2 separate regions of the Homo sapiens genome follow, and region 2 is linked to region 1. The links are chromatin loops, found by intact Hi-C in ENCODE. Cell type or tissue: gastrocnemius medialis. All regions are shown on one strand.

Evidence for each region. A loop is a pair of places that touch in the nucleus more often than their neighbours do. Peaks named below come from ENCODE experiments on the same cell type or tissue, not always from the same donor. Only the 100,000 strongest peaks of a DNase experiment are listed, where the experiment ranks them.
Region 2: it touches region 1 in a loop (4-fold over the local background); 11 of 110 quality-filtered maps call a loop at or near these places.

What each region holds. Positions count from the first base shown.
Region 1 is chr12:32,453,216-32,458,215 of GRCh38, forward strand. The region is part of intron 1 of FGD4 (FYVE, RhoGEF and PH domain containing 4); the gene reads left to right. Among named protein-coding and RNA genes, the nearest start is that of FGD4, 56 kb to the left of the region's middle. RefSeq lists an enhancer at 1-683. In gastrocnemius medialis, a CTCF peak has its summit at 2,490 (motif pointing right); no DNase peak of the experiment used is centred here; H3K4me3 peaks cover 1,205 bases; H3K27ac peaks cover 4,846 bases.
Region 2 is chr12:32,556,481-32,561,480 of GRCh38, forward strand. All of the region lies in intron 1 of FGD4 (FYVE, RhoGEF and PH domain containing 4), which reads left to right. Among named protein-coding and RNA genes, the nearest start is that of DNM1L, 120 kb to the right of the region's middle. In gastrocnemius medialis, a CTCF peak has its summit at 2,525; no DNase peak of the experiment used is centred here; H3K4me3 peaks cover 957 bases; H3K27ac peaks cover 5,000 bases.

The DNA.
Region 1 (5,000 bases):
ATATAATATAGATATATATATATTTTTTTTTTTTTAAATGTAGAGCCTCACTCTGTTGCCCAGGCTGGAGCAGAGTGGCACAGTCTTGGCTCACTGCAGACTCCACCTCCTGGGTTTAAGCAATTCTTGTGTCTCAGCCTCCCGAGTAGCTGGGATCACAGGTATGCGCCATCATGCCTGACTAATTTTTGTATTTTTAGTAGAGATGGGGTTTTGCCATGTTGGCCAGACTGGTGTCGAACTCCTGGCCTCAAGTGATCCACCTGCCTCGGCATCCCAAAGTGCTGGGATTACAGGTGTGAGCCACTGCACCCAGCCTAGGATCTCTTAATTTATCATTAGTCCTGGATAAGAACTCCAGTTTGGCTGATAAATTTTGTGTGCTCATCCTACAGAGAAGCAAAATGGTGTTCAGACAGATAATTAACTTGCCCAACTTGCTTAGAAGAAGCCTAACTTGGGCTCATTGTTTCAGGCTTTCAAAAACTTTTTTCTATAATTATTATCATACTTTATTTTTTAGATTTTCATTTATCTCATTCTTTAGATTGAGGAGGGAAGGCTCACACCTGTTGTATTTACTAATCCACACCCAGTACCTAACTGAACAACTGATGTATAGAGTTCATTAAATATTTGTTGAATGAATGGATCAAAACTATCTTTATATTAGGAGTCTGATTTGCATCTAAAAATATTTTAGGTGGTGTTATTTATTTCCTTCTCATCAAGAATAATTCCACGGTTTTCTTTGTAAGTGGACTCTTGCCACCAGGGAAAGATTGTGGACTCGATTTCTGTGAGTGTTTAGCTGTTAATAAAAAGCCCCAACTGAAGATAAAATGTGAAATGATTAAAAAAAAAAAGGTTTATTTCCTAACCTGGTAGCCAGTTATTAAATTCCTGATAGCATTGAGGAGAAATAGGCACACTGATAACGAGACATGAGAGACAAGTTCTCTGTGTTCCAGGAGCAGAGCAATGTTCTTTTCTCTAACATTCACACTGGATGAGTAATATGGGAGTGACTTGAAGGAATGAGCATTTGTACCGCATGCAAGGGTTTTTACTCTTTCTAGTACCTTCATTAAGGGATTAGCCTTTCGTTCTTTGAAATGCAAAATCTCAGTTGCCCAAAAAGCAGAGTGGAAATGAGCAGCATCCTCTCTTCCTTAAGAGAAGTGGTCTTTCTTCTGTCACTTAAGACATTTTCCTATAGTTGAGGATTTTATAGCAAAGAGAATTTTTTAAACCAAGTTACTGGTTAAAAACTTTTTGTTGTTGTTGTTGGTCTTAATTTCATAGGCACATAGGTTAGGGCCAATCACTAGTCTTTTCTAAGCTTTTATTTTTTAAAAATCGCTAATGCTTTAAAATACTGTCAATGTGATAGGTCCCAGCTGCTGATTCCTTCATACTAAATGATTGTTTTAAGTAAGTTTTGATTCCTGTTTGTCTTTGATTGTAGTAGTTTTGTTTTACTTTTAAAAATTAAATTCAATAGGATCATAAAGCATGCTTTTGACCAAATATTTTGCTGGTATCTTAAATTGACCGCAGTACAATTTAGAGTCTCAGAACATTTTCTTTTAAGTTGCCTTTTTTCATCCTCAGTGTTCTTGTTCTGACAGTGTATCCTGTGATTTTTAAATTTTTCTTCCTTTCTGGGTGAAGTGACAGAATTTTAAAGTGTTTTTTGAAACATCTGGTGATCTAAATACAGTTTGGGGGAGCTTTGACCTACTTAGAATGGTTCTTTGTGCCAGAGAGCATGTTTATTCCCAAGGTAACTCTGCTATGGAATTGCCCATGTGAATGCATTGAGACTTGCAACTTGCCAGATCTTTTATTATACAAACACAATGAAGCAGCAGGCAGCCAAGAAGAAACGAGGAAGATTGCATTGTTCTTGTACTTCCTTGAATTAAGAAGTTTATTCATCTCAGTATTTTCTACAAATTTCTTTGACAATAACATTGTGAATGAGGATTTAGCAGCAACAGTTGATTGCATGTGTGTTCATTGTCAGTATGTTTGCTCTATTGAAACACCTTTATGCATTTTGTTCAGTAGATTATACTTATACATAAAATTTTTTATTTATATTTAGAGCCTTTTTAGACATATGGCTGTATCATGAAGTATAGTAGTATATTCCTTTTAGATAGTTTATTTTAAAATACCAGGATAATTGTATTTAAACATATAGTATAGATTTTGGAATATTATATTCCATTTCTGTGATAGCAGAATATCTATGCCATTTCTTTTATCTCCTCAAGGTTGGATCATTTGCAGTAGACTTTCCCTAATCAGTTCAGTATTTTAACGTACAAAGGTATTTACCCAAAAACTAGAAAATAGAGTCCCTTAAGATAATAAGCAGGACATGTTCTGTGCAGCTTTTATGAAGACTCAAATTTGAGGGTATGTGATTTTTGTTAAAATTAAAGACTTTTTGTGAAATAGAGGTGTTTTTATGTACCTTTGGCCTCTAGGAGGCAGCATGATCTAGTCTAAGATTTCTGTATCCTGAATCAGGAAACTTAGTCCTCTGTCATTTTAAGAACTTCCATGTATGAAAATATTTGCCTTCTGAATCATAAAGTTATGCTATAAATGAATTAAATAATAGCAGATAGTCACAGAGTTCTAGACTAGATTGTTATCCTGTTATTTTCTTTGTGAATACTTAAAAAGCAAAAGGAATTATTGTGATTGCTGTAGTAGTAGCATAACAATAGAAAAAGTAATCATTTCAGTGGACGAGTGCACTTTCAGTTTGCAGACCACTAGTCTCCATCCAACCTTCTCAGCTGTTGTGTAAAACCCTGCAAGCATTACTGTCATTAACAGCTGAAGATATCTTTTTCTAGCTGATGTTTTTGCTAAAATAGTATGTCAAGTGTTTATTTAAAGATAACTTCAATAAAATCTTGGCAAATATTATAGCTCTCCTATAGTTATTACTAAAAGCTATCTAAAATTGCTTGAAATTCAGGAGATACCTTGTGCCCATTTTTTCACTGTAATAGTGTATACTTTTGCTATGTGATTAGAATGTACCCATGTGACTATTGCCATAATTTGTGGCTGCAGGGGAACAGAGACTAGGCATGTATTTGTAAGGGGACAGTGGATGAACAGTTACCCTTTAGTCAATCTATTTTTCTTTACTTCTTTCTGTTTTCATAGCACCTGAGTAATTTCTATTTAGTGGCTCACATGAGACTACTGTAGTAAAAGGATACTACCCCTTGGTTGTTGGAATTGCCAGCTTTGGGAGAATTTATTCTGCTCAAAACTCAAAGATAGGTTCAGAAAGCAAAGTAACTCGTGGGAGGATTTATCCATAATCTTATTAATGAGATTGATGCTGCCAAATATTATCATTAATTTAATTTTGGATCTGTTTTGATCAAAATGTTATAAAGTTCAGGTCATGCCCTCATGCCCTAGAATGTACTTAATCTAGAAATACTTGACCAAAGTAGTCAAAAGCTATACTGAAAGAATTGATAAATGTTTAGAAAAATTAGAGCTGCTGTATATTTCTAAATAATTCCAGTAGATCCTCTTCCACAAAAAGATGCAGTCCTTTTTAAAGGAACAAATAACCTGCCGTTTTCTTGTTTGAGTGGTCTGTGACTTCCATCTCCCCTTTTGTATTTGAAACATAAAGGTCTTCAGTCAGCTAATGAGCTGGGCTTCTTTTGCTTTTTCTGTAAATGCTTATTTGAATGTGCATTGTTTCTGTGTTGACAGGATGATATTTGGGACAAAATGAAAATGCGAGAACAGGAACTGGTGTATCCTATTCTAAGCTCTGTAATGAGCAGGAGTGGACTTGATGAAGGGATTGAGTTATTTGAAAACCTCTAGATTTTAAAAAGCAGAATAAGGCTTCTATCCTCAGTTTTTTATTTATTTCTACATTATGTCATTAGAAAGTTTCTTATAAGCAAATACATAATTTCTACCAAGAAAAACAGTGAAGTTTTAAGTATTCCATTTTAACATTGTTTATAATTTTTTTTTTAACTAGAAATCAGAGATACATATGTGAGACATTTTATAGTTTAGCATAAGTGTGCCTTGGCTTGTTTTTGTCCATTAACTTAGTTCAGGACTGTAACACTTGAAATAATAATGCCTAAAGATGTCATGATCTTAAGACGAGGAACTGTAGTTACTAGATTTTCCTTACTATTTACCACTGTGTTTATTTTGGAACTAGCTTATCTTATGCATGCCACAAGTATATGTCACAAATACACTGCAGTGTGCAAGGAAAATTTTAATATCTAATTGCTAGGGTCTTTTGCAAGAAAAGACAGTTTGTCCTTGGTTTATTAAATTAGTATGGAATAACATGTACTGTTAACAGTGTTTATTGAGCTTCTGAGATGTCTTCAGTGGACTCAGAATACAAGGATTGCTTTCTGTGGGTGTGTGTAAATGTGTAAATAAATGTTTACTGGACTCTTACTAAAATGATCAGTTTATCAGGTACTATTAAAAATATTACATGGTTATTTGTGCCTGGAACAGTATGTAGCATATAAAAATAGAATGCAAATTGCAGTGGAAACCAGAAACAGAGTCCCTAGGGCTGAAAGGGACCTTGGAGAGTATCTGGTGCCTTGATCTTCTAGCTCTGCTCTAAGGAGCTTGGGTGTGGAGTTCTGCTACTGAAATTAAATAATTAAATAATTAATAATTAATGACAGGATTGTTTTCTTTTAATTAGGTAACATAATTTCCTCATTTATGATTTTTCACTTTTTTTTTTTAATTTTCATTATTTTCTACCATTTCTCTGCTTGGGAGTACGAGCCTGAATTCAAAGTGAAATAACAGGTACAAATGAATACAGATTAAGAGGGAAACCTCAAACAGCCAATTTTTTTTGTAGCCTTGTATGCTGGTAGCTGTGATTTTTTCTTTGTTTTTCTTTTTTTTTTTCCTATTTGAGACAAGGTCTCATTCTGTTGCCTAGG
Region 2 (5,000 bases), 100 kb after region 1:
ATACAGTATTTCTCTTTTTGTAACTGGCTTATTTCACTTAGCATTATGTATGTCCTCAAGATTCATCCATGCTGTAGCATATGATAGAATTTCCTGCTGGGCGCAGTGGCTCACACCTGTAATCCCAGCACTTTGGGAGGCCAAGGTGGGTGGATCACCTGAAGTCAGGAGTTCGAGACCAGCCTGGCCGACGTGGTGAAACCCTGTCTCTACTAAAAAATACAAAAATTAGCTGCACATGGTGGTGGGCGACACAGCCTCCCAAAGTGTTGGGATTACAGGTGTGAGCTGCTGCGCCAGGCCTGCTTCTACTCTTTGACTATTGTGAATTAATGCTGCTGTGAACATGGATGTACAAATGTAAGGGATATGTTTTTGTTTTTTGTTTTTAAGATGGAGTCTCACTCTGTCACCTAGGCTGGTGTGCAGTGGCACAGTCTTGGCTCACTGCAACCTCCGCCTCCCGGATTCAAGCAATTCTCCCACCTCAGTCTCCTGAGTAGCTGAGATTACAGGTACCCACCATCATGACCAGCTACTTTTTGTATTTTTAGTAGAAACTGGGTTTCACCATGTTTCCCAGGCTGGTCTTGAACTCCTGACCTCAGGTGATCTGCCCGCCTCACCCTCCCAAAGTGTTGGGATTACAGGCCTGCGCCACGATGCCCAGCAGGGATATGCTTTTTTAAAAGTCTCTGTGATATGTATACTTGGTGACTTTCATAGATTTTTAAAAATATAAGTGATATATAAATACATTTTTATTATAAAAGATTTAAATGATATAGCTGTTAACAGACCAAAATATGAAAATTCTCATTCATTCTCTCACCTCACCTCCATCTGCAATTCCCAAAGTTACATTTGGTGTGCTATCTTCCCTCTCTTTCAGTACATTTCTATACATTTGTCTATAACTTATTCTTTTTAAAAACTGAGATATTATACATATTCTACAGTTTAATAATGTCTTGGAGACCTCTCAATTATTTATATTTTGGAAATATTCCCAGTCTGCTGCATATGTTCTATAGTGTTATATTTACCTTTACATGTACAGGGCTATTACTGTAGATTAGAGTCCTAGAAGTGCATGCAGTTCCTAGGTCCAAGGAACTTTCTTTAACTCTTCATCAGATTTTCTTTTTGAAGAACCTTTGTGGCTTGATAATTATGTTTCTAGAAAATTTATTATTCAGGTTTAGAAGTTTGGGGAGCTGTTTGAAATAACACTCAAATAAATTTCCTGGCTATGGATTTGTTCCCCATAGCAAGAGAGTTGTAAACTATGAGTTTTATAACCTTAATGTCTTTTTTTTAAAAAAGGCAATTGATCTCTTAATCTAGGTGTTTTAGCTAGCATATGGGAGATGTAATCTGCAATCTATGGGACAAATGGGGGAGTTTTGGGAGTTATGATAGAAGACTGTTGAAAAATGTTTTATAATAATGTTTTACAGTAGAGAAACCTGGTAGATGCCACCTCATCAGCCGACCAGGGTTAACATCACATGATAATCATATTGCTATCATGCAGTGATATTAATATAATAAAGTGAGATGGGTGCATTGCCTCTGTGATATTCTTACCCCAAACCCATAACCACAGTCTCATAATGAGAAAATAACAGAAACCCAATTTGAGGGACATTCCACAAAATACCTGACCATGTTCTTCAAAAGTGCTATGGTGCCAAAAGTCATGCAAGACAAATCTAAGTAATTCTCACAGGTTGTAGTACACTAAGGAGACAGTGAAAACTAAATGCAAATAAAGTGGTTTTTGGTTTTTTAAAGTATGTTTATCCTTATGGACAATATGCTCCCATAAAGATCGTCTACCCTAGAAAACTGTGTCTTCCCTCTTAAATCCAAGAGATGCTTGTCCCAAAGGGTGGACCCCATTGAGATCTCCTGGGCTAGAGACCCAGTGCATGGATGGATGAGACAGTATAAGCAAGACCGTATAAAGCTGTGATCTGAGCTCATGGACACTGTGGTAAGAGGTCAGGCTCGAAGAATCAGAGAACTGAGTGGATTTTGCAATGGATAGCCAAAGAGAGGGTCCAAACTTAAAATGCGAAACAATAATTCAAGAATGATTTGGTAAAATGTAATATAACAGCCTATAACAGAGTCTAGCAAATAGTAGCCAAAAGTCACCCTAACCAATCGTAGGGCATATCTACCACACAAAAGTGTGACTTAGCGCATGACTGTTTAAATGCCAAAAAAGACAGATAAAGGAAAGTTAAGCCATAGTGGCAACCTCTGCAGTTGGAACGAGGGAGCTATATCAGTCAACAGTGAGGCTAATTGAGAATATTTGAGGTTGGCGTATGTCTAGGGATTCCTATAGGAGATACAACCCAGCAAGCATAGGTCAGCAACCCAAGGTCAGAGTACAAAATGGGTTAATACTAAAAAGTGGTTAAAAAGATGACCAGTCCTCAAGAGGAGATAGTATTTAAATCGGATACCTCTCCTTCCCCATGCTAACTAACATACTGTAATTTGTTATGGCTGTTTCTAAGGTAACTGTTTATAATTATAAATCAGCCCTACTGGTTCTTCTTGATATTGTAATTTGCAATCAAAGAACCTCTAGAGTTAATGTAAAACTTCTTGAATGAGAGACCATCTGGTTACAATTTTGGTTTCAATTCCCTGTTAGGCAACTGACACCCAAATAAGGACTGTTTCCAAATATGAGTAGGCTAAGTCAGTCATAAACAAACAAAAAGTTTCAGTTTTTGTTGCTATTATCCAAGATGTTAGCAGATGAAGTGTTTAATGAAAGGGTGCTTCTTTTAGGCAAACTTCTTTTACCATGATTTGTTTAACCTATACCAGTGGTCCGTACATTTTTTTCCTGTAAAGGGCCAAATAATTATTAATAGTATTTTTAGCCTTGCAGCCACGTATGATCTCTATGTATTTGTCATTGCCTTTTTGTTTTTTTAAACAAATGTTTAAAAATGTAAATGTTCTCTGTGTCCTTCACCATGTTTTCATGCTTTGTGATAGTGGCTGAAATTTAGAGACTTGTTTTAATAAACAATGTTCTGAAATGTTGATCTAATTGCCTCTGGCAAAAGATGTGTAATCATGACTTTGATGAACTTATTTTAAAAATAGATGCACAGTTGATCTCTTATTGCACGCATTTTGGCACATTCGTGGGAGATATTCTCTGTAAACATGACACTTGCGAAACCTACCATACCCTGAAAGTTTGCTGTCTAGAAATTAAGTGCCTAGTTTTCATTCAAATTAATATTTAGGTAAGACATGTTTTATTTCTAAATAGACTGTCAAACATTTTTCATATTTTAATGTGTAATGGTGATGACCTTTTTAAAAAGACTCAACGTAATTTGTTTTCTCATTTAACCCATTAACTGCCCCCTTTGTGTAGTATTGTTGCTGCTTTCTCTTATAAATTGATGATGTCTCAGGGTCTCAATTTACAATTACATTAGTTTCTTCCTCTAGTTTGTAGTTGAGCTGTGGCTCTGCACTGTTGGGGCCTGTACAGCCATCCTTCACTAGACCCCGGGAGGTGGCCTTTAGTAGGCTCAAAGGTGGCCTTTAAGCCATTCTTAGTATCACTGTGAAAAAGCATCCAGATTTTCCCCCTGAAAGGCCAAGTGGTTGCATGATGTGTTGTGGATTTTAGGGATATACTTTGCCTATTTCACATACTTTTTTCCAAGAAGATAGATAAGCTTACACATGTAAAGGTTTCAACTGTATTTCTTCTGTTTATAATTTTATTTATTTTGAGATGGTGTCTCGCTCTGTCACTCATTTTGGAGTGCAGCGCAATGGTGTGATCACGGCTCACTGTGGCCTCAAACTCCCAGGTTTAAGCCATCCTCGCACCTCGGCCTTCTAAGTAGCTGGGACTACAGATGTATGCCACCACACCCAGTTAATGTTTTTTGTATTTTTTTGAAGAGACAGGATTTTGCCATGGCTGCCTACCTGGTCTCAAACTCCTGGGCTTAAGTGATCTGCCTGCCTCAGCCTCGCAAAGTGTTGAGATTACGTGAGCCACTGCACCCAGCCTTTTTATAATTTTAATAATAATCTGTCAATCTTTCATTACTTTTGCCTTCTAAATTCTTGTTATATTTTACTAAACAATGCTTAATCTCGCTGATAAACCATTTTAGCAGAAGTATGTCTGATGAGGACCACCCCTGCCTTTTTTTTTCTTTTCTCAGAGTTGCAAGGTCTCCCTCTGTTGACCAGGCTGGAGTGCAGTGGTGTGATTATAGCTCACTGCTTCCTCAACCTCCTGGGCTCAAGAGATCCTCTCACCTCAACCTCCCCAGTAGCTGGGACCACAAGCGCGCACCACCATGCCCAGCTAATTTTTATTTTTTTTAAGTAAAGGCAGGGTCTTATGTTGCCCAGGCTGGTCTCAAATTCCTAGCGTCATTTAATTTCTGTTTTGGTATTGGCTCTGAAAGAACTGTTGAGACAATACTTGGAACTCTTGATATTTTCCAAAATCTGTTTTACCAAGATAAATTTTAAGGAGAGCAACAGAAAATAAAGCAGAAATGTGGTTTCTTTGTTGGGTTTTGTTTTTTTTTTTTTTTTTTTTTTTTTTGAGATGGAGTTTCACTCTTGTTGCCCAGGCTGGAGTGCAATGGTGCGATCTCAGCTCACTGCAACCTCCCCCCATCCTGGGTTCAGGTGATTCTCCTGTCTCACCCTCCTGAGTAGCTAGGATTACAGGCGCCCACCACCACATCTGGCTAATTTTTGTATTTTTAGTAGAGACGGGGTTTTACCATGTTGGCCAGGCTGGTCTTGAACTCCTGACCTCAGGTGATCCACCCGCCTTGGCCTCCCAGAGTGCTGGGATTACAGGCATGAGCCACCGCACCTGGCCCAAATGTGGTTTCTAATCAATATTATTTAATAATGAATTGGATTAAGAATTTTTTGGGTTTTTTTTACTCAATAGAAAGTTGATTGGGTTTTTT